Linked DNA regions of Mus musculus: all the other regions are linked to region 1. Evidence: chromatin loops called from intact Hi-C (ENCODE). Cell type or tissue: gastrocnemius. All regions are shown on one strand. Each heading gives the region's core, and the rest is flanking DNA. Links, peaks and the distances in the headings are about the cores only.

Region 1 (7,476 bases), core at 1,300-6,299:
TGAAGATCCAAGTCTGGACACCTGTAGCCCTCACCGCCATTCCATTCAGTAGCTAGCTGAGTCGCTCCAGAGTGGCAGTTCACAACCTGTGGCTCGCGACCCCTACGACAAACCTCTATCTCCAAAAAATAGGTATGATACGGTTCATAAAAGTAGCAAAATCACAGTTACAAAGTAGTAGTGAAGATAATTTTATGGTTGGGGCCACTACAATGTGTGGGACTGTATGCATTCAAGAGTTGCAGCATTAGGAACGTTGAGAACCACCGCCCTAGATAGAGCCTCTGTCTGCCTTTCCCGTTGCTTCTCTGTTTCTCCCTTCCTCCTGTGCTCGTGCTGAGGAGGGAGGCTGTCATGAACCTGAAGCTTGCAAGGGCCCCGAGGAGCCTCAAGAATTGTGTGGGTAGGAACGTGACTTCTTTTCTGATTGGCCCTCCAGAGACTGGAGGCTGGGCCAACATCCAGAATGCAGCTTCTGACTCTGCGCCAGGTAACCCAGCTAAACCACATCCTGATACCTGCACGGTATTATTTTAAGCTGCTGAGCTTGTGGCAAACAGCTACTCAGAAGTAGGTGGCTGGCGCTCACCTCTCATTGAAGGAGCCTTGAAGGGGTGACTTAGCTACAGCCAAGCAGGGCTCTGCTCACTCACCACAGTTTCCTTCTTCTGCCAGGGAACGACATTGTCCCTAGGAAGCAGCCCCCAGCCAGCTGCTACATTTCTCAATGCCCCTTTTCATCTGAATGGAGCCATTGACTGGTTCTCAACAAGGAGAGTGGAAACCACCTGGGATGGGATTTTCTCCACTCTCTTAGCCTGTCTGCCAGTTGGAAGCAGAAGGCCAAAGCCCAAGAGCCCTAAGGAGCCCCAAGCAAGAGGACTTGGTACTTCACTTCCTCACATAAAGAGAGGTTACCCACTGATACGGAACAGCTGGACGACATTCATCAGACTGGGGAAAAATCAACCAACCAACCAACCAACCAACCAACCAACCAACCAGCCTTCATGATGTTAAGCCATAGACTTCTCAGGTTTTGTCTATTGTAGCAATGCATTTGTTTAACATTTTATCAATTTTCTTACTTCAGAAATGGAAAGTTGTTGTGATCGAATGAAACACTGGTCAAATTTTAAACTGTCATGAACTAATGACAGTGTCCTCACAGTGTCCTCGAGGTAAGTAACCGGAGAAGGAATTCCTTGCTCTCGGGGTGCTGAAGCTACAGAGCGGTTATGTGAGTCGAGGTCAGTGTGGAGAGCAGAGGTGGGGCTAAGCCTAAAGCTTCCTATCTCCTGCCAGATTGTCTTCCAGTCCTGCAAATGCATCTAGGAGTGGGCAGAGGGCGGGGCTTGCTGGAGGACATTTCTTTTGAACTTGAGAGAGAATGGGTGACTCAAGCCTGCTCGTGTGCATTGGAACCAAATGCCTCCCTCCACTTTGGCTTCACACTGGGCTGTCTGCTTATGCAAAAGAACCGAAGCTATGCCGTGCGTGTGTTTAGTTAAGAGACTAACCTGTAAGCCTTCCTGGCCCAAGGACAGTTAGCTTCCTGGAATCCTGGGGGCTGTTGTTCATGTAAGATTACAAGCCAGGTGTTGTTCACTTTTGTAAAAAAGGTTGGTTGCCCTGGCTCAGAAGGATAAGCTTGGTCACACATAGGTGGGAAGTATGTCATAATGTATACTTGCCTCTGATTGGATGAAGTCGATACATATGTAGCCTTGTGGGTTCTGCCCAAACTAATGTAACTAGCAACCATTTTCTGGGAATCCAAGGTATGGACCTGGCCAGTGTCCATTATCTTGGCAAGTGTTTAATTTGGTTTAAAAATTGTGATAGTGATTTTATTCTCTCCCAAGAGATCAACAAGCCAAGAAGGATTATCTATCTATCTATCTATCTATCTATCTATCTATCTATCTATCCATCTATCTCTATATCATTCTATCTATCATTCTATCTATCTATCTATCTATCTATCCATCTATCTCTATATCATTCTATCTATCATCCTATCTATCTATCTATCTATCTATCTATCATTCTATCTCTTTCTATCTATTTACATATATCATTCTATTATCTATCTATCATTCTATCTTATCTATCATTCTCTCTATCTTTCTATCTTCATCTATTATTCTACCTACCTACCTATCATTCTATCTATTATCTATCAATCAATCTATCATTCTATCTATCTATCTATCTATCATCTATCTATCTATCAATCTATCATCTCTCTCTCTCTCTCTCTCTCTATCCTATCTATCTAATCTAATTTATCTATATTTTGAGACAGGGTTTCTCTGTGCATCCCTGGCTGGAACTAACTCTGTAGACCAGGCTGGCCTTGAACTCAGAGAGATCCGCCTGCCTCCTGAGCACTTCAATTAAAGTTGTGTGCTACTGACACCCTGCCAAGTAGGGAAGTTTTAATAGAGTGTACAGAATTTTTATTATGGTGATAGGAACCTTATATTTTATCCAAGAGGTCAAGCCCTTCCATTTTCAAAACACCCATTAAAACCTCATTTAAAGGGGCTGGAGAGATGGCTCAGCAGTTAAGAGCACTATCTGTTCTTTCAGTGGTCCTGAGTTCAATTCCCAGCAACCACCTGGTGGCTCACAACCATCTGGGATCTAATCCTGTCATCCAGCATGCAGGCATACACGAAGATAGAGCACTCATATACATAAAATAAGTAAATCTTAAAAAAAACAAACAAACCCAAAAACCTCATGAAAAGACAGTGTTATTTGTGCAGTAAGCCGGAACCGGAAGTTGTAGGCAGAAGACTTCTCCAACTCACCAGTGCACTAAATCTGGGCTGAGATAGGGACACAGACTTGTGATATCCCGGTAGGTAACAACCTTACAGTAAAGCTCTTTGGCCCTGAAGGCTAATCAGGCTAGTGGATGGGTGGGTTATAGGGCTCTGTGATCTCAGCTGTCGCAGAGCATTTCATACAAAATCTCCTAAACCCATTGCAGGTTGATGTTGTCCTGAAAGAGATGGCCACACTATAGCTTTCCACACCTGCTTGGTTTTAAGCACTCCATGCAGGGTGCCCTACTCGGCACAGCTGTAACCATTGGAGTGCATTCGGAACCATTGAGAGTTTTCAACTGATTATGATTTGTGAATGTGGCTATCAGCTAGAATGGCTGGTTGGGAAGCCATGGAACGAAAGCTTGAGGAGAGCGCCATCTTGTGGACTTTACGTGTAGCATCGTGACTACATTGAGTTCAACTTAACTTGCTAGAAGTAAGTTTTTAAAACTTGGAAACAGAACCCATTTCAGCTGGATTCAACAGATCCCATGGAAGTGAAGGCATTGCGGTGGGAACTAGATCCTTGGAAGGCAGATCCAGGGTAGACCCGAGGTTCATTAGAACCTGCAATCTCTTCATTATTTCCAGCTGGCTTTATACACCCATCAGGAAGATAGATTGTTGCCCCAAACCACAATTTCAAATCAAATAGCGTTTTCATGTTGTGACTCAGCTATATAGAGAAAAAGCTTAAAGACTCTGGCCTCACTGGGTCACAGGTTAGTCATGCAGTTGGGTGAGTAGGACTCCATGGTCACCCAGCGCCTATCCCCCGTGATTGGGGGGACAGGAAACAGGGTAGGCTATGTTACCCCAGGAGGAGTGGTTGTAGTGAGAATATTTGCTGGGAAAGTGTGAAACCTTTAAAGAGTAACCCGTCCTGCTTTGTTCCAAAGGCCCAGCTTTTCCCCAGGCACGCTGTTCTGAAAGATCCTATCTTCCATTGTTTTCCTGAGGGCAACACAAGAGCTCACCCCCCCCACCCCCCCCCCTCCCGCCGCTGCCACCGAGGAGAGGACTCAAAGGCGCAGTGAGCTACTCAACAGGAGTCTGGGTTTTCAAGATGCTGTGTGTTCCCCAGGGGTCCAATACAGCATCCATTCCTGGTCCTCGAATCCGGGTCCACTAAGGAAAACTCTTGGGGTGGGAGTGATGGCTTCACAGTCAAAGAGCACTGGCTGCTCTTGCAGAGGACTGGGGTTTGATTCCTAGCGCCCACATGACAGCTCCCCACAGTCTGTCATCAGTTCTAGAGCACACTTCTCTCCTCTTCAGGCAACAGGTACATACCAATATGTGCAGGCAACACACACACACACACACACACACACACACACACACACACACGGGGGGGGGGGATAAAATAAATAAATCTTTAAAAAAAGAAAAAAATGACAATAAAGTCAATTTGTTTGGATAAATGTGTTTCGAGTTCATATGACAACATATCGTTGAAAAATCCCCAAAAGATTCCTGAAGGAGTCTTGCTTTATTGGGTCAAAGGTTTACAAGAGGTTCCCTCGTCTGATTTGTTGTTTCAAAGAATCAGCAATTTGAGACTCAAGTACCCAACAAGTATTGCTGTAGGGTCAAGGAACCTGCCCTTGACTTCTGTGTGTTTAAAGACGGGAGATATAGTCATAGTTCCATAGTACGCAGTATTATGGAGCTGGGATTGCGTCACAGACCACACACACACTTTGCTTAGAGCATTTACAGGAAAGGGTGTGTCTTTCATAGCTGGAGCTTTGAACTCTGAAGCCACTGACGTAGCAAACCTCATTGACAGAGGATAAGGAGCCTCCAGACTCAGGGGAACGATTTGGATTGATTTCAGATCAGAAGATACTTAGCAACGACTTGTCCAAAAATACGGGTCATTTTCTTCTGTGTGCTTATCACCATCATTATTTGCTTCCGTCTTTTGTACAAAGCAGAGTCTGGTCGGTGTGCCTGAAGGCCAATTTATCTCAAAGAAGAATATTCAAATCGATTTGCATCATTCAGTGCTAGTTTTGAAGCTCGTTGTCCTGTTGGCAATTCTAAAGCAATTTAAAGCAAAACCAAATGCGTTATCTTTAAAACATACGTTCAGTTTAATGATTGGGAGGGATGGATTGGCAGTGCACCGATGGAGGATGGGTTTCGACTTGCGATTAACCAGGCCTAGTTCTGATGTCACTTTTATTAGTGGAGTGACTTCTATCAAACTCCTTGACCTTTAGAGGCCTCTGTTTCGCCATCTGAGTAATTAGGGGGAATACAGACCTTTGTGAGCATTAAATAAATATGCAATAGTTTATCACAGAGCAAGGGTTCAATAAATGTTTACAATGAAAATCAGAACAAACACCGTTCCTATTTTATAGGCAGGAATTATGTGGTTAAAAATCTATTAATGACAAACAGAATATCGATTTAATGGCCGTTACTCATACTATTGATTACTGTGGTCTTCACTGGGGACCAGTGTCATCTGGGGTTGAGTACTGAGAACACAGAGATTAAAATTTTAAAAACAATTTATTATATCGAGTGTGGTGTTGGGGAGTTACTGACCTAGGAAAACACAGCTCGCTGAGCGGAGGGTTGACACGCGATAGGGTGGGGGCGCTGTTTCCTGCTGTAGCGGGCTTATCTCACCAGCAGATGGCGCTCCTCTGTCTGGCCCTTCAATGCCCCTTCCTTGTTCCTTTCAGGGGGAATATCACTCACATGTAGGAGTCACTGAGACAGTGTGGCTCAGTCGCTGCTTTCTTCCCCGAGGAAGCCTGTCTTCTGGAAGCTGGCAATTTCCCCGTAAATATAATTGGCAGGTCCCGTTTTTCACAGGCTCACCTTGGTCACTGCTACGTGTGATTCAGGACAATTTGTGGGAAAGATAGATGCCATTTATTAAACTTTTTCAAATCACAAAGTTCTGTTACACACCTTGGGGAACATTCTAAAAGCCCAACTAGAATATACCTCAGAGTCATTTATTGCAGGGGCAGTGTGTGTGTGAATGAGTGTGTGAGTGTGTGTGAGAGTGTGTGTATGTGTGTTTGTGTATGAGAATGAGTGTGTGTGTGTGAATGTGTGTTAAAAAAGCAACGTCATTTATTTACCAGTCCCCATGCCTCACTGATTGAAGGTCATTTGGACAGTATTAATGCTGATGCTGGGTCTGGGGGAGATGGTGGGCAAGACTGCTTCCTTCGCCACCACGAAGATTTGAGTATGAATCCGCAGTACCTGTGTGAATAGCCAGGCATGGCTGCATGCTTGTTACTACAGCATTAGGGAGCAGAAATGGGTGGACCCTGAGCGCGGTCTTGCCGTGGAAGCCTAGCTGACATTGGTAAGCAGAAGTCCTCAGCTAGGGAAATACTGATCTTCAGTGTGAAAACCATGTGTGTTTAGCATTTACTGTTAGAAGTATGAGCTATGTTAGGCACTTCCACTCTGGAGTTCCCTGGCTCTCTATTTCCACCATCGAATGTACTTTCTTTTTATTTATTTATTTATTTTTTAAATTTTCTTCGAGACAGGGTTTCTCTGTAGCCCTGGCTGTCCTGGAACTCACTTTGTAGACCAGGCTGGCCTTGAACTCAGAAATCCGCCTGCCTGTGCCTCCCAAGTGCTGGGATTAAAGGCGTGCACCACCACGCCCGGCCGAATGTACTTTCTTGTTTGGGCTTTGCATTCTCTTTCCTAAGCTATAAACTCTGTGGGCAAGGCAAGATCCAGATGGTTCAGTATTGAGAGAGTAAACTAGCGGACCAGTTAATATACGTTGAATTAGTGTTCTTATCAGGAATAAGTAAATATTCCGAGTAGAAAAAAAACCCCTTAGTTTCATAATTACTATGAAAACTTGTGTGAGTGTTTAGTAAGGAAAATACATTTACCAAACATGGAACAATATTTCCGAGACATTTAACACAGGAACGAAATGCTTAAGCAAGGCCCATCTGGAGCCAGTGTGGGCTTGAAGGAAATGGTTGCTTTTTACAACTTTGTGGTCTAAGGAAAAAGGTGGAGAGCATACACTTTTTGTTTTTATACAAATATTGTGAATGGGCAGTAGTTTTCTCCAAGGTAAAATGCAAAAGAAAATTACTGTAAGGACCGGGGACGAAGCTAGTGGCAGATTACGTGCCTCGACTGAGCAAGGCCTTGGTACCAGTCCTCTATACCACAAAAGGGGGTTAATTACATCTGAAGTCTCCCCAATCCGTTCTGTTTGTGTACATACTTGGGAAACTTTCAGTCGGAGGGAATTCAGCTGCCCATGAATTACCTGGTAGAGGACATGATGATGTAATGCAACAATTTTGCCAGTAGGTGGCAGCAGAAGATTTTTTTGAGTTAAAGAGTTCCCAACACTATTCTCGAAATAGCAGACCAACTTCGATAGAAGTTTTAGCATCGGATAAGCAAAAAGGAAGGAAAAAGACCAACCGACTTTCCCATAAGCAAAAGACAGATGGAAATACAGTTGCCATTTCAGCTGACAGCGTCCTGGAAAAGAAACACCCAGGAGGCTGCTAATTCGACAGAGCTTGTCTGTCTGGTGCAGCCTGGGTGTTGAAAGCCTATTCTGAAAAGACACAGGCCTGCAAAGTTCTGATGTAATGGAGAGTGGGCATGC
Region 2 (7,476 bases), core at 764-5,763, 55 kb before region 1:
CGGGCGTGGTGGCGCACGCCTTTAATCCCAGTACTTGGGAGGCAGAGGCAGGTGGATTTCTGAGTTCGAGGCCAGCCTGGTCTACAGAGTGAGTTCCAGGACAGCCAGGGCTACACAGAGAAACCCTGTCTCGAAAAACCAAACCAAACCAAACCAAACAAAACAAAACAAAAAACAATTGGAAGTTGGTCTATGCAGAGTGATGTCTTCTGTAGGCCTCTGGTTATTTGTAATTTTGTCTACAATATAGTAGCTGCCTGGATTCAGATAGGGTTATTATCAGGAGGGTTGGGCAGTATGTGTTAGCTCCTGTGTGTTCTTCCATATATTATTTTATTTCCAAGGACTTTGTTTCAAGAGGGTGTTCACAGATTTAAAGATGTGAGGGATGAAAAGGGGTACAGGCAGGCAATGTGCCGGGCAATATGCAGATTCAGCTCATTTACATATATTTAAGGTGTGGTTTAATCTCCCACAGTGCCAATGAACTGTTTAGTTTTGTGTATGTTTGTTGTTTGTTTTTTGTTTTTATTTTTTTGTTGTTTGTTTTTTTTGGGGGGGGAGTTTTGTTGTCTCTGTTACATTTTCCAGTTGCTGTAGATTATATGTCTAACTTAATTATTCACAATTAGAATTTGGATGTTTTATACATATATTATTATTGTTTGAGCTTTCTAATTTTTACATTGGAAATTTTGTTAACTTGAAAATGTCAGTTATTATATATGTATATGTATATATAACAGAAAACCAAAAACCAGCCAGCCAACCAACCAACCAACCAACCAACCAGACAAACAAAACCCCCACAATTCTTGTCTAGGAAAGGATTGTATCTCACTGGTAGAGTATAGACTTCATGTATATGAAACTCCAAGTCAAATCATCAAATCTCCCGCACCCCAAATTCCCAATAGCAACAAAAGCAGATTCTCCAGGGAAAAACATCTGCAGGCAGCACATTTGTCCCTTCCTCTGGAGGGGTACTGTTGTATGGTGACAAAGGTCTGGAAAAGCCCCATAATAAAGAAACATGTTATCTGGGCCTGGTGGATGCCTGTAATCTCAGACTCTGGGGGCTGAGGTCGGAGGATGGCATGTGTGATGACAATCTGGGCTACATAGCTGATCCAAGGCTAGCTCAACTGTGTTAGTGAGACCTTGTTTAAAAGACTTGGAAAAATTAGAGGGAGGGAGGGAGGGAGGAAGGTAAAGTGGGAAGAATGGAGAGAGAAGAGAAGAGAAGAGAAGAGAAGAGAAGAGAAGAGAAGAGAAGAGAAGAGTAGAGCAGAGCAGAGCGCATTATTATATGCTTTTTGGAGGTTACTTGACTACAGTCATCCCTTTTCCATGGAACACAGGACACCTCTTAGCTCCTGGTAGAAGTGAGTTAAAAACCAGTCTTTATTTATGTCTCTAAAGGAACTGTTTTAGTTGCAGTGAGAATTCTGGTAATCATTTCAGACACTTAGATTCACAGGAAGTCAAGTTTTATAGCAGTGACCAAGCAATAAGGAAGAAATAGATCACTAGATTAATCAAAAGGCTAAACTTTTCAGTGTTTTCAAAGCTGGTCCTTCACCTGCCCTCTGTCCTCTCCAATGGAGTATTTGACTCAGCCTTGCTGTCTGTAACTCGTAAGGTGTGGAGTGGGTTCCCAAGGGCAGATGGCTGTCTCTAAGGTGCAGAGTTTTGTGTGCCCCTCCACTCGGCTGCCCACGTGCCATGGTGCCCACCCACGTGCAATGGTGCTTTAGCTTTCCACCAAGGTTAACAAGGTCCAGAAGTTTAAAGAACACCTTGTCATGTACAGCACACACCCTCTTCCACTGCACTTAGTCAGCCTACCTAAGCACAATGGGAGTCCTTCCTTCCTTCCTTCCTTCCTGTTTCTCCCTAGCTGTTGGAGATGTTTACCATCCATGTATATAGCTTTTGACTTAGGCCAGTTCTGCTCCCCTAGGAGACAGGAGCAAGTTGGTATGGAGGGTCTGTGGGGTCTCTTGCCCTCTTTGTCTTGATGGGTACAACTATATCCTTCACATTCCAGCATTACAGTCTCTAGAAATAAGTCTTATTCACCAGATGTTATTGTCATCTGCTGAATAAGCTCAGCATTTCTAGTCTTTCTGAATGCTGGCTAAGTGGCTCAAACTCCTCTCCAAGATGACTGAGTCAGTCCAGCCTCTCTCTGGTTCTCATTGAATTGCTCTGCTCGGCCTCAAGCTGACTCTGACAATCTGTTCTCTCTAATCTTCTGGCTCCTTCTCATTCTTGTCTTCACATGTAACCTGTTTTTGTATAATTGTATTAGTAAATCTCCCTCCTCCTCCTCCCCTTCCTCCTCCTCTTCCTCCTCCTCTTCCTCCTCTTCTTCTTCCTCCTCTTCCTCCTCCTCCATTAAGTTGCCTCTTTCCTGTTCTCTAAGAGTTAGGGGTATCCTATCTCTAACTCATTCTGTCAGATATTTCTCTGATTTGTCACTTTGTCTGCCCCTCAATTAGATGTCACTGTTTGGGATTAAAGGTGTGTGCTAAAGGTGTGTCTGTATTCCAGACAATTCCAGCCGTAGGGATTAAAGTTGTGTCATTCTGGCTGGATCACACAGCTCTAGAAGTTCTTTGGATGTGGTGGATCCCTTGCCAGAACAGCCGTGTTGCTGGATTAAAATTCCCCTACAATAGATGGCTTAGAATTGGCCTGGGCAGTGGTTCCAGATGCTACACCTACTTGTTATAGGAGCTTAAGCTGTCATTCATTTCGAATGACTTGCTTTTGTTTCCAGTTCTTTCTAAATATAATAAAAATGTAGAAAAATATTGGCCCTCTGATTTAGTATTAAAATTAGTCAAGTGGTCAAGTATCATATAAGAAGAAACTTGTATGAAGCCACGTATGACCATGAGGAATTGTAGAAAGGATCTGCTGTTGGGAGCTGTGGGTCTTATCAGTAGAGGCTTGCCTGGCACCCATGAAGCCCAGACTTTGATCCCCAGCACCACACTAAAGGAAGTGGGGTACATTGTCATCCCAAGCCAGCTTGGCCTACATAAGACCCCCAAAGGAAAGAGTAGGAATAAAATGTGTCATGATGCAGAGAAAGGCTAGCTAGCACCTATGACATTTGCTATATTTAAATCAGAATGGCTGTCCTTTAGCCTGGGAAAATCAGAACAAACTTTCAAAGGTTATGGAACTTCTGTGATATCTAAGCTTGGCATGCAATCCTAAGCTCATTAAAATGTGGTGTGTGTCTGGAGATGTCATCCGCTACGCCGCTGTGACAGGTGTTAAGATGAGTGAATAAGCCAAAAGCAACGTAAGGTCATCCCTTGGCTGCATCAGTCTGGGATAATCCATGGCTGCGTGCTGTGTACCTCTGTCCCACTTCTGACGCTGCTTAGGAAACCTGCACTTTCGGGGGTGTGGCCCTGTTGGTCCATCCTCTGTTTGGAGTCATTGGGGAAATGGTGTCACAATCCTAGACAGACAGTAGAAGGTGACGAAACACTCAGAGAGCTCCTGTATGCTTGGCTGGCGCAATCTTCCGTCTGTGGAGCATCATGTTTCTGTACTGAAGCCAACAGAAGCACAAGGCAGTGGGTAGACAGCCAGCTCAGGCAAGGGTCACAGGCAGTGTCACAGGCAGGCCTGGGGCCCCAGGCGGCTTGATATTTGACATGCCTCTGAGTTACACAGAGGAACTCATCGGCTAGTCAGGGATGGTAACTATCCTCTGCACACTCAACACAGATTCTCTCTGCTGCTTTTTTACTTAATGAAACACATATTTCACAACACATCAGGTCTCTGTACTGGCAAAGTGCCTTTTGTATTATAGTTCTTCTCTGCTCTTACTATATAAGCCACCTGCAAGTGAACCTAGGTAAAGATTATCTTCATGGAGAAGTAATTCTTTTTCTGTCTTTAGTCACATTAATTCTCCTAGGCTGGCCGAGGAAGATGGTGTCCTTGACTGGGTTCAGATATGCTGAGTAGGATCTTCCTCAGTTTTGCATTTCCTCATTGTTAGCTTGTAGATAAGGGTTAACCCCTTCCAGCCCTGTTACAGTGGCTCTAAGTTGCTGGGAATATAACTACTCCTTTCCTCTTATTCTTTCTGGGATCACATGCATTCCAGAGGCACACTGAGGAGGAAGGGCGAGACAGGAGGAATGCCAACAGCTCCTGAGTTCCTTTCTATCACGTTGGCCGCAGGCCTCTGGGATGTGGTCTAATTGAGATCTAAGGAGCTTTCATTTTAACTTGTTTATAAATAGTGAAAACCATTTAAGATTTGGGGAAAATAATAATTATATAAAGATAGAGTTTTTCTGTGTATCCCTGTATGCCTTGAACTCTCTATGTAGACCAGGCTGGCCTCCGAATCCACTTGTCTTTGCTGTCTGAGCGCTGGGGTTAAAGGTGTGTGCCACCTCACCTGGCAGAAAAGTGGCTGGCTTCACTCTGGGGACTTGATTAATTCCAGTACACAGTTAGGCTTGAACTGGTCATTTTGTCTAAGTGTGATTTCTTGCGAGCTTCTAGTGGCGAGAGTTATATTAAGTGTCTTATGGCACTAGGATACGAGAATGGTTACCAGCCTGGACTCAGCTGGGATGAGGGCAGGGCAGTGATGACACAGAATGTGTCACACTCTGTGAGTGAGTCATACAGGCAAGTGCTGTGCTGAGCTGGGCAGTCATCTATCTGGCCCTGCCCCTGAACCTGCTTCTGGCCTTCCTTGACTCTGTTCACTGCAAGGAATTCATGTGACCTCACAGCTCCGTCTGGCATGCCACAGGAAGACTTGGGGTTACCAAGCCTGCTCTTAGCATCTAAGCCCTCAGCAAGAACAAAGCGCTCGGGTGAATCTTATGCGGTACAGAGGGGTGGTTCAGAGAGAATGCAGGTTGCCTAGCTTTTCCTTATTTTCCTTCTGGAATTCTTTCCGGGAGGTTTTTGACTAACCATATCCGTAGACTGTATACATCGGGTATGTTACATTGATAACCTAATAAGTTCACAGAGAATGTGGGAACAATACTTTGGCAACAAGAATTTGAACAAGTTTCATTTGTTTTTGTTAACTTTCTGTCTGTTCTATTCTTTCCCCTCCGAGGGCCTAATGATCAAACTAAGTTTTCGTGTATGCTGTTAGTCAAGTGCCGAACCACTGTGCTGTGCCTTAGCGCAATAGCCTGTGCAGTATAATGTATTTAGTGGAGTTATATTATTGGTGAAATACTGACATTGTGTAGCTGTCGTGTAAAGCAAACCAACCCAGTCAGGTTTTGGAAGATGTGTTTGTCACATCTTCTTGTGACTGTACAAAAAACAAAACAAAACAAAAAAATACTTGAGGTAATCAACTTAAAGGAAAAGGTTTGCTCTGCCTAACAGTGTCGGATCGTGTTGTTTGAGATCATGGTTGCTTAGCCCTTTGCTTTGGATCTGCAGCACAAAGTATATTATGGCGGAACCATGTGATAAGGGGGCGAAGGGAGGCTTGTTCCTGTTGTACAGGAAGCAAAGAGAGGAGAGATGGAGAGGGGCTAGTAGCTCAGTGTTTCCTTCTATTAGGCCCTGGCTCTTAAAGATTCCACCAACTCCCCAAAACACTGTAAGCTGATGATCAAGCCAATTAGAAACAGCCCTTTGAGGAACATCTTATTCAACCATAGCAGGAGATGGGTTGAAGTTTGCGCTCTCTCTCTCTCTCTCTCTCTCTCTCTCTCACTCTCACATCATGGCCAGATGTCTACCTGTTTTTGTTAGTGATGTAGCTCAGTTGGTAGAATGTTTGCACAGCATGCATGCAGCCCTGGGTTCAGTCCCCAGCCACACATAGACTGAGTGTTCACTCCTTTCCCCACTGAGGCACCAACTCCCTGGCTCTTAATGAATGAGGAATCTGGTAAATGACATACCTAGCCTCCTAGGGATGGAAACTAGGTACCCGCCTCAGCCTCAGGGGTTCCATTGTATTCTTGCCTCCTGCAAAACACACCCTCCTTTATTTTAGCCTCCTTGGTGTCTAGAATTTAAGCCAGAGAAACAAAGCCATTGTTGATGGAAGTGTCTTACTTAGGGGAGTTGGGCTTGTGAACTTCCACACCGTAGATGTTTTACACTGGGAGCCTGGGTAATTTTTGTTGTGGGGAGCAGTGTGCAACTTGTCAGATGCCTGATGCCTAACAGTAGTGTAGGCCCACCTGGCAACCAGGAATGTGTGCTGACCCTCCCTGTCCACCCTGATTGTCAGCTAGCATATTACCATACCATGTATTCAGCTAATGTATACAGCATTATTAACATGGCTGATTTTTGCATCTAATAGAACTTGGATTCTAGTTTTCAGTGGCTGGTCTGGAGAAGGGATGTTGGGATAGTGTGGGTAGAAGAGGGTAGGCCATGTGAGTAGCATGTTAGAGGAGAACGCCGGCACCCGGAGAAGCATGCTCCTTAAGGAAAGGTGGAGGTGGGTTAGGCCTTTCCAACTCTATCTCATAACCCAGTGAGAATGCATTGTGTGTGTCTGGGTCTTACCTTAGAGCCAAAGAGATGCTTAACATTCAATTAGATGCGAGACATACGCACGCATCTCTGGCTTATTAGGTTCCGAATGCCTGTGTGTCTGCTGCCCCCACTCTCAGACTGATCATTTGAAATCTTTGCTCCCGACACTTATGTACACTATTTATTTATATTAGACAAGCCTTACTAGCCCCACTTTCTGGATGAAGAAACTGAGAGGAAACTCAAGCCACTTGATCCAGATGACACCACAAACCAAGGCAGTCTGAAACAGAATCCCAGTCTACCCCTGCCTCTACCCCTCCCTCCGGAACACACCCCGACAGTCCTGCTCTTCTTCTTGTTCCTCTGGTCAGCGCCTACTTCTTGCCTGGTTGAGGTGACTCAACATCTCCTCCTTCTGCCTTAGTCACTGTTACCTAGCAAGAAACGTTCATTTGTCCCCCACTGTTGCATGTAGTTTTAAAAACCTAGAGGGGGGTGGGGCTTGGCCATGTTGTCACCCCTCCTGGCTCCTCTTTGTTCCACCCGGCTTAGCTCTGCATCGGCTGTAGCTGTAGCCAACACTGTAACCGGGTTACCTTCTCTACCCACCTCTATTACAGGAGCGGTTGCTTTACCACCCTTGAATCCCTGGATAAAAGACACAACAGCTTTTAACTTGCCTACTAAGCACAGTTGCTGGGCACAGATACCTCCCCTTCTGGAAAGGCGTGCACTTAATTTATTATCTCCGTTTCTCCTCCTGCCCTAATCTTCCTGGCTTGTTCTACCTAGTCCATGCCAAACATCTTTGGCAATCCGCCTATAGCGGAGGCCAAAGGCCCTAGCTCCCCTGAGGCCTTACATGGTTGCAGCACCCTTCCTCTCCAAAGCATGCCAGAAAAAAGCCTCTTCTCTCTTTCCCTGCATCTCCTTTTCCTCACAGGACCTGGAAGT
Region 3 (7,476 bases), core at 648-5,647, 91 kb before region 1:
ATTTAAAAAGCCGATGGTTTTTAAATAATTGAAACTTGGCAAAGTGGCATGCTCCTGAATTGCATTAGTATTGCATGTCTCAGTTTTGTTGTGCAATAGCCAGGATTAGCTTGTCAGTGGCAACATGGAAGAAGTCACAGCTCCACTCTGTGGTCACTAATAGCTTGTGGAGTTCTCCTCCCCCTAGGAAAGGAGAATTTATAGAATACATATGTATAGTGCCGGGCGGTGGTGGCCCACGCCTTTAATCCCAGCACTCGGGAGGCAGAGGCAGGCGGATTTCTGAGTTCAAGGCCAGCCTGGTCTACAGTGAGTTCCAGGACAGCCAGGGCTACACAGAGAAACCCTGTCTCAAAAAACCAAAAAAAAAAAAAAAAAAAAGAAAAAAAAGAAAAACATATGTATAATACATATGTATTATAGAATGTGTATGTATTAATATATATTCCGTGGTACTATCATATGTATCACATATATAATTATACATAATACATGTAAAGGCCCATGGTATTTAGTTTTCATTACATGAGCTAGCCACCAGAGTTCAAGGCTGGTTGTGACAGGAGAATAAAGACAACAGTCCTAGATGACAAAGATCCTACCCAGCACGTACATTTCCCACCCTTTGACCTCGGCACCTCCCCCCCCCTTGTGAAGGAGTTCTCATGTACCCGAGTTCCCTAATATGCAAGTTTGAGGGGAGAAATAGTTTCCCACATCTCAGAATACAAAGTCTTGAATAAACCCGATTTCCTTCCACCAACTCTCATTCTCTGAATATTAGCTTTTAAGTATGGAGCAGATGACCTTGGGTGTGGTGACATTTCTGCTGAATATTAATTGCTTTTCTGTTGCTGTGATAAACCACCATGACCAAGGAACCTTACGGAAGGGACGGTTTATTTGGGCTTACACATCCAGAGGGATAGGAGCCCATCACCGTCACAGCAGGGAGCCTGGCAAGCAGCAGGCAGGCATGGTACAGCAAGCAGAGGACACCCTGAACCTCGAGAAAGATGCAGAGAGAGCAAACTAAAATTGGCACAAGTCTTTTAATTCTCAAAGCCTGCCCCCAGTGACTCCTTCAGCAAGACCACACCTCCTGAACCTATCCAAATGGTGCCACCAACCAGAAACTATTCAGATTTCTAGACTGTGTGGGCATATCTTTGAGACCATCACAGCTGTGTTCTGGGATAACACCCTCACTAGACCCTATTGCTGTCTGAAAACTACATCACCATGTTGTGACCGTACAATGGTATACAAAGCAGTAAGAAGAAGTGTTAATCCTACCAGGTGAAAATAAGACTAGTACCACAATTTTTGAGCAAAATGTAAAGCAGGCTTTATTAGATACTGGTCAGGATGATGGACACCGGCCAGTTCCATACCTTGGATGCCCAGAGAATGGCTGTAAACCCCACAAGACTCCGTATTCCCACGTTCATCCAATCAACAGCAATCATATCCGGACATACTTCCTGCCTACATACCTCTCTATCATGCATGTGACCAAGCACTTCCTGTGCAGCTGGAGCAACCAACCTTCTTCACAGAAGTGAAAACACCTGGCTTGTTATCTTACTTGAACCGCAGCCCCCAGCATTCCAGGAAGCTGGCTGCCCTTGGGCAAGTGGGGCTTACAGGTTAGAGGCGTTTTTTGTTTTATAGATCTCTTAAGCACAGTAGTTAAAACTTAACATATAACTTTAGCCCTCGCAGAACTGAAAGTAAAGGCATGCGTATGAATTTGTGGGTTGCATGATGAGGGAAATCTAATACTGTATTATTAACCCCTGTGCAGAAACAAAATAGGAGGACATTCTTTCAGCTCAATTGTATCAAGTGTCTGGAAGGGAAACTATGTGTCTTAAAGACCCTTCTTGCAACCACAGTGGCCTGTGTGAATGATGAATATACAAGGTTACTACTGGTGGAAAGTTCATCTCTAAAGCTGAGTTAGCTAATGGAAAGGTATCCAACCTTCAAAACAAAGCAGGCCGACCCAACAGCAAAACCGGAAATGCCACGCTTTTATCCTGTGTCTAGTTGCCCTGGAGATGAGTCAACGCTTTTTTAATTCTTGGAGCAGTTAACCGAGTTAAGCAGAACACATTCTTTACTTGTATCCATCAAAGCACTCTGGGTAATTTATTTCCTCTCTCTGAAGGGCCACTGACCTGTACAGTTGTATGGTTCATCCATGTCTGTCACACATGATCTGAGAAGGGCTTTCATACCATGGTGACTTCAGATTTTGGATGATTTGGGGGGCGGATGTTCCCTGTGTTTTCAGTGTGTGTGTGTGTGTGTGTGTGTGTGTGTGTGTGTAAGCTTCGGAGGTGGCCCTGCCTTTTCATGAGTGTCTGTTCATCTGCTTCATGAAGACTACATCAGGAGATGCCACGAAACTTCACCTGCTGAACTATTTATTATCAAGGCCATTTCAGACACAGGAAACAGGAATGTTACTCAACACTCTGACCTGGGTTGGGGGTGATACTCTTCTGGTTCACCCAGGTCCTTGTTGTCTGACAGAAAAGAATTTCTGGGGCTGGAGAGATGGCTCAATGGTCAAGAGCGCTGACTGCTCTTGCAGAGGTCCTGAGTTCAATTCCCAGCAACCACATGGTGACTCACAACCATCTGTGATGGGATCTGATGCCCTCTTCAGGTGTGTCTGAAGACAGCGACAGTGTACCCACAGACATGAAATAAATAAACAAATCTTTTTTAAAAAAGAAAGAAAAGAATTTCTGCATGAATTAGAGTAAAGTAAAATCAGCAAGTCCACTGGTTAAGCAAGAACACAAGACAAACCTGACCAGTCAAAGTGGGCGTCTAAGCACCCGGGCTGTAGCCATAATTGACTAGGGGCTTACTTACAACTTACTTAGAACAACGCACTCGGACACTGATTTTAGATATTAGGGGAAGCATTTTTTTCTCATCCCCAGGATTTGGTCCCTGAGGCTTTCCCCGACGCACCCTGTAGGCTTGCAGCTGGAGCAAGAAGAGCGCCAGAGGTAAACAGCGTTGACTCGTCTCCAGGGCAACTAGACAAGGACGAAAGGCTTGACATTTCCGGTTTTGCGTTGGGTCTGTCTGCTTTGTCTTGAAGGCTGGATGCGTTTCTATTAGCTAACACAGCTTCAGGGGTGAACTTTCCACCAGTAGCAACCTTGTGTGTTCATCATTCACACAGGCCACCGTGGTTGCGAGAGGGGTCTCTATGACACATGGTTTCCCCTCCAGACACTTGGTACCATTGAGCATACATTGGCATGTTTCTTTCTGATTTCTGTGCCCAGTCCTCCAGCATCTCTTGCTACCTTTAACAAGCTGCTTTGGAGGGACTGGATAGACTAGTGGTTAAGAGCACTTGCTGCTCTTCCGGGGGACCTGGGTCTTAGCACATACACAGTAACTCCAGTGGATCAGAGGATCTGAGGTCCTCTCCTGGCCTCAAGGGCAGCAGATGCAGACATGTATACAAGCAAAACACCTACACACATAAAAATAAGCTGATTTTAAAAGCATGAGTTGCTTTTATAAAACTGGGGTAGTTTGTGTTTAGGTGGTCACTACTCCCGAGGAGGCTCATGCAAGAAGCTTTTGGGGCCGGGCGTGGTGGCGCACGCCTTTAATCCCAGCACTTGGGAGGCAGAGACAGGCGGATTTCTGAGTTCGAGGCCAGCCTGGTCTACAAAGTGAGTTCCAGGACAGCCAAGACCATACAGAGAAACCCTGTCTCGAAAAACCAAAAACCAACCAAACAAACAAACAAGCAAAAAAAAAAAAAAAAAACATTAAAAAAAAAAAATTTAAAAAAAAAAAAAAAAAAAAAGAAGCTTTTGGAGCCCAAGGCTTCAAAACCCAGCTTGGTCAAAACAGAGGAACACTGGTTTTAGCTTTATCTCTGTTGCTATGATAAAATAAAGCAAAGAAAAACAAAACAAAAAAACCACTCTGACATGGGCATGGTGGCATTTGACCTTAATCCCAGCATTTAGGAGGCAGAAGCAGGCAGATCTCTGAGTTCAAGGCCAGCCTGGTCTACAGATGGAATTCCAGGACAGCTGGAGCTACACAGAGAAATCTTGTCTGGAAAAAAAAAAAAAAAAAAACCAAAACCAAAACTATACCAGAAAAACACCCTGGCTAAGAGCAATTTAGGGGAGAAAAGCTATATGACATCCATCAGTGAAGGATGTCAGGGCAGGAACTTGAAGCAGAGACCCTGGTCTCTGGCTTGCTTGCTAGCAGGCTTATGCTAGAGGAATAGTGCCATCTACAGAGGGCTGTGCCCTGTTACGTCAGCTAACAGCCAAGACAGTCCCACAGGAATGTGTTCACAGGATAATCCCGGTGATCCCTCCCTTCTCAGGTAATGATTTAAAGCTACTAGAACACTATCTCAAGGGGGAAAAATATTAATTAAAAAAGCCAAATTGTTCCCAGGTCCTGCAGATGAAATGAATCAAAATCGCTGGGGGGGGGGGGTAATGTCCAAGCATTGAAACATTTTCAGCATAATAATAATAATGGGAGTGCTAAGTTTTATTTTATTGTTTTATTTTTATTTTATAAGTATGAGTGTTTTACCTCCATTAATTATGTCTGTACACCAAGCTCGGGTACAGTGTTCTTGGAGGCCAGAAGAGGGCATCAGACTCCTTGGGTTTTGAGTTACAGATAGTTGTGAGCTGCCAGGTGGGTTAGGAGTTAAGCCTGGGCCTCCTGAGAGAGCAGCCAGTGGTCTTAACCACTGAACTAGAGCCCCAGTTTTTAAAATAACTGCTTTCTAGGAGAATATGCATGCTAGTATCATAATTTTAAGAATGAATAATCTTGCAGGGTTATGAGTAAGCTTGGGCAAGTCTTACTTTATCACTATAAAGACACTGTAAGTACCTCTGTGGGAGAAGAGCCGGGGACAGGACTAAGAGAAAGGAGGACTCTTTACTGATGCCAAGCAGTTCCACCTTTGAAGCCCGCAGAGAGCAATTCGCAGACAGGCTTGCCCACCCAGTGCAGAAGCAGGCTGACTCTTTTCTCGGCTTGCTGGGAAGGGGCTATTAGGTTTCAAATGCTGCATTCTGGACCGACGTCCTTCCTCTGGAAGTTGACTGTCCGTGCTGAAGCTCTCTCCAGACAGCTGGACCCGACAGAACAAGCTGTTGTAGATTCTATCCTTCACTTCAGCCCTTAACTAGGGAAGTGAGTCAGGCTGACTTCAAACAGGCACCAGCTATTTCTGACTATCGCACCTGGTGGGTGTGGTGAGAACACCTAAGATCACAGAAACAAAAACACTTTGTAAACTGTGAAGCTGCTTGTGGTAGTTATTATCCTTGGTATGTCTTGCTAGGCATCACAAAGTAACAGGGGTACTCAGCAGGACCCGCACCATGACCCCCAGTAAGTATATGTTCTAAAACCCTGCCAAGTAGCCTTAGACCACTGAAGCTTTGGACACACACACACACACACACACACACACACACAGAGCCATTTCCCTGGTAACACTAGAAATGGAAGCATCAGTTTTACAATTCCTTGAAAGTTCACATACCATATGTGAAAGTAGCAGTGTCTGGCTTTGTTCTAAGTTTCATCTCGACATCTCTAGCCCTGGGTAAAGAGCTGGCATTCTAAGCTGCCCAAAAGGCAATGGGAGGAATATTTATCCCCTCTGTTGCATAACAGTTTCCTCAGAAATTGAAACAGGCCGGGCAGTGGTGGCACACGCCTTTAATCCCAGCACTCGGGAGGCAGAGGCAGGCGGATTTCTGAGTTCGAGGCCAGCCTGGTCTACAGAGTGAGTTCCAGGACAGCCAGGGCTACACAGAGAAACCCTGTTTTGAAAAACCAAAAAAAGAAAAAAATATATTGGTTGGATAAAGATGCCTACAACCTATAGCTGGGCATAAGAGAGGTGGGCAGGGCTTAGGTTCCTGGGGCTTGGAGTCTGAAGTGGAGACCAGGAGAGGAGAGGAGAGGAGAGGAGAGGAGAGGAGAGGAGAGGAGAGGAGAGGAGAGGAGAGGAGAGGAGAGGAGAGGAGAGCAGAGGAGAGGAGAGGAGAGGAGAGGAGGTGGATAGAGAGAGAGAGAGAGAGAGAGAGAGAGAGAGAGAGAGAGAGAGTTATTTTATGTATAAGTACAATTATAGCTGCCTTCAGAGCCACCATGTGGTTGCTGGAAATTGAACTTAGGACCTCTGGAAGAGCAGTCAGTGCTCTTAGCTGCTGAGCTACTCCTCCAGCCCCATCATCATACTTTAAAGGATAGATTTAAAACACTCCAGCTGCAAGAGGTCTGTTGGTATATAGCATCTGGACAAATACTTCTTGATTAACCAAATGGACGAAGAAATTTCTGAAGTGTCTACTAATAACCTTTTAATCATTCTGGTTTTTTGTTTGTTTGTTTGTTTGTTTGTTTTTTGTTGTTGTTTTTTCGAGGCAGGGTTTCTCTATATAGCTCTGGCTGTCCTGGAGCTCACTTTGTAGACCAGGCTGGCCTCAAACTCAGAAATCTGCCTGCCTCTGCCTCCCGAGTGCTGGGATTAAAGGCGTGCGCCACCATGCCTGGCTAATCATTCTGTTTGGAACAAGCTCCTGTGCCAAAACTTTACTGATTGTAACCATCACCAGAGTATATATAAAAATACAAATTTTACATACTCACACCTACACATACACATTATACACACATGCATGCATAGATACACATCACACACATCTACATACCACATAGAACACACACACACACACACACACACACACACACACACACACACACAGATTTATAAAGGGCTGAGGGAACGACTCAATTAGTAAAGCACTCACTACGCAAATGTGAAGAACTGAGTCTGAATCCTTAGAACCATTCTAAGCTGGGACTGTAGCACACCCCAGCAATTCTAATGCTCCTATAGCAATATGGGATCAGAGGTCGGAGATTCCCCAGAACTGCACGAGCCAGCTAGCCTGGCATAGCCAGCAGTGAACAAGAGCTTGAAAGTAAGGACCAAAACCCAAGGTTGTCCTCTGACCTCCCCCAGCCCCCATTGTGTGCTGTGGTCACACATGTCCACACATGTACATACCTGCACACACAGACACAAGATCTACAGAGAAACAAATGTAAACAAGTTCTTGTACTGAGAGTAGTACTCTGGATCCTACCTAGAGTGGCCGAATCTTGGCGCAAGCTACCACTGAGATGTTTTATGTGCCCAGCTGCAACAAGACAAATCCTCCTTGCAAGGTAGGCTAGTGTATGCCAAGGCCAACTGAATCACTGGTAAGTACAATGGAGTGCCCATACACTTGTAAGCTCTGTCTTACGGTTGTTATTGCTGTGATGAAACACCATGGCCAAAAGCAATCTGGAGAAGAAAGGGCTTATTTGGCTCACATATCCTGAATCACAGCCCACTGAGGGAAGCCACATCAATCACTAGGTAAG

Evidence for each region. Hi-C counts contacts between places; a loop is a spot of excess contacts. Peaks named below come from ENCODE experiments on the same cell type or tissue, not always from the same donor. Only the 100,000 strongest peaks of a DNase experiment are listed, where the experiment ranks them.
Region 2: a loop joins it to region 1, with 2.6 times the contacts of the local background. A loop is called at or near these places in 10 of 42 quality-filtered maps.
Region 3: it touches region 1 in a loop (16-fold over the local background); 38 of 42 quality-filtered maps call a loop at or near these places.

What each region holds. Positions count from the first base shown.
Region 1 is chr5:100,912,093-100,919,568 of GRCm38, forward strand. Gm36793 (predicted gene, 36793) reads right to left here and starts at 1,600. Exons shown (of 3, transcript NR_168093.1): 1 at 1,521-1,600. Gm36740 (a long non-coding RNA gene) reads left to right here and starts at 1,101. Exons shown (of 3, transcript XR_389418.1): 1 at 1,101-1,181. In gastrocnemius, for the core only: CTCF peaks have their summits at 3,222 (motif pointing left) and 5,481 (motif pointing right); DNase peaks (open chromatin) are centred at 3,212 and 5,482.
Region 2 is chr5:100,857,320-100,864,795 of GRCm38, forward strand. The region is part of intron 3 of Gpat3 (glycerol-3-phosphate acyltransferase 3); the gene reads left to right. Among named protein-coding and RNA genes, the nearest start is that of Gm46917, 13 kb to the left of the region's middle. In gastrocnemius, for the core only: no CTCF peak of the experiment used is centred there; a DNase peak (open chromatin) is centred at 3,548; H3K27ac peaks cover 2,000 bases.
Region 3 is chr5:100,821,493-100,828,968 of GRCm38, forward strand. It overlaps a transcript of Abraxas1 not described here. Among named protein-coding and RNA genes, the nearest start is that of Abraxas1, 4.3 kb to the left of the region's middle. In gastrocnemius, for the core only: a CTCF peak has its summit at 4,662 (motif pointing right); a DNase peak (open chromatin) is centred at 945.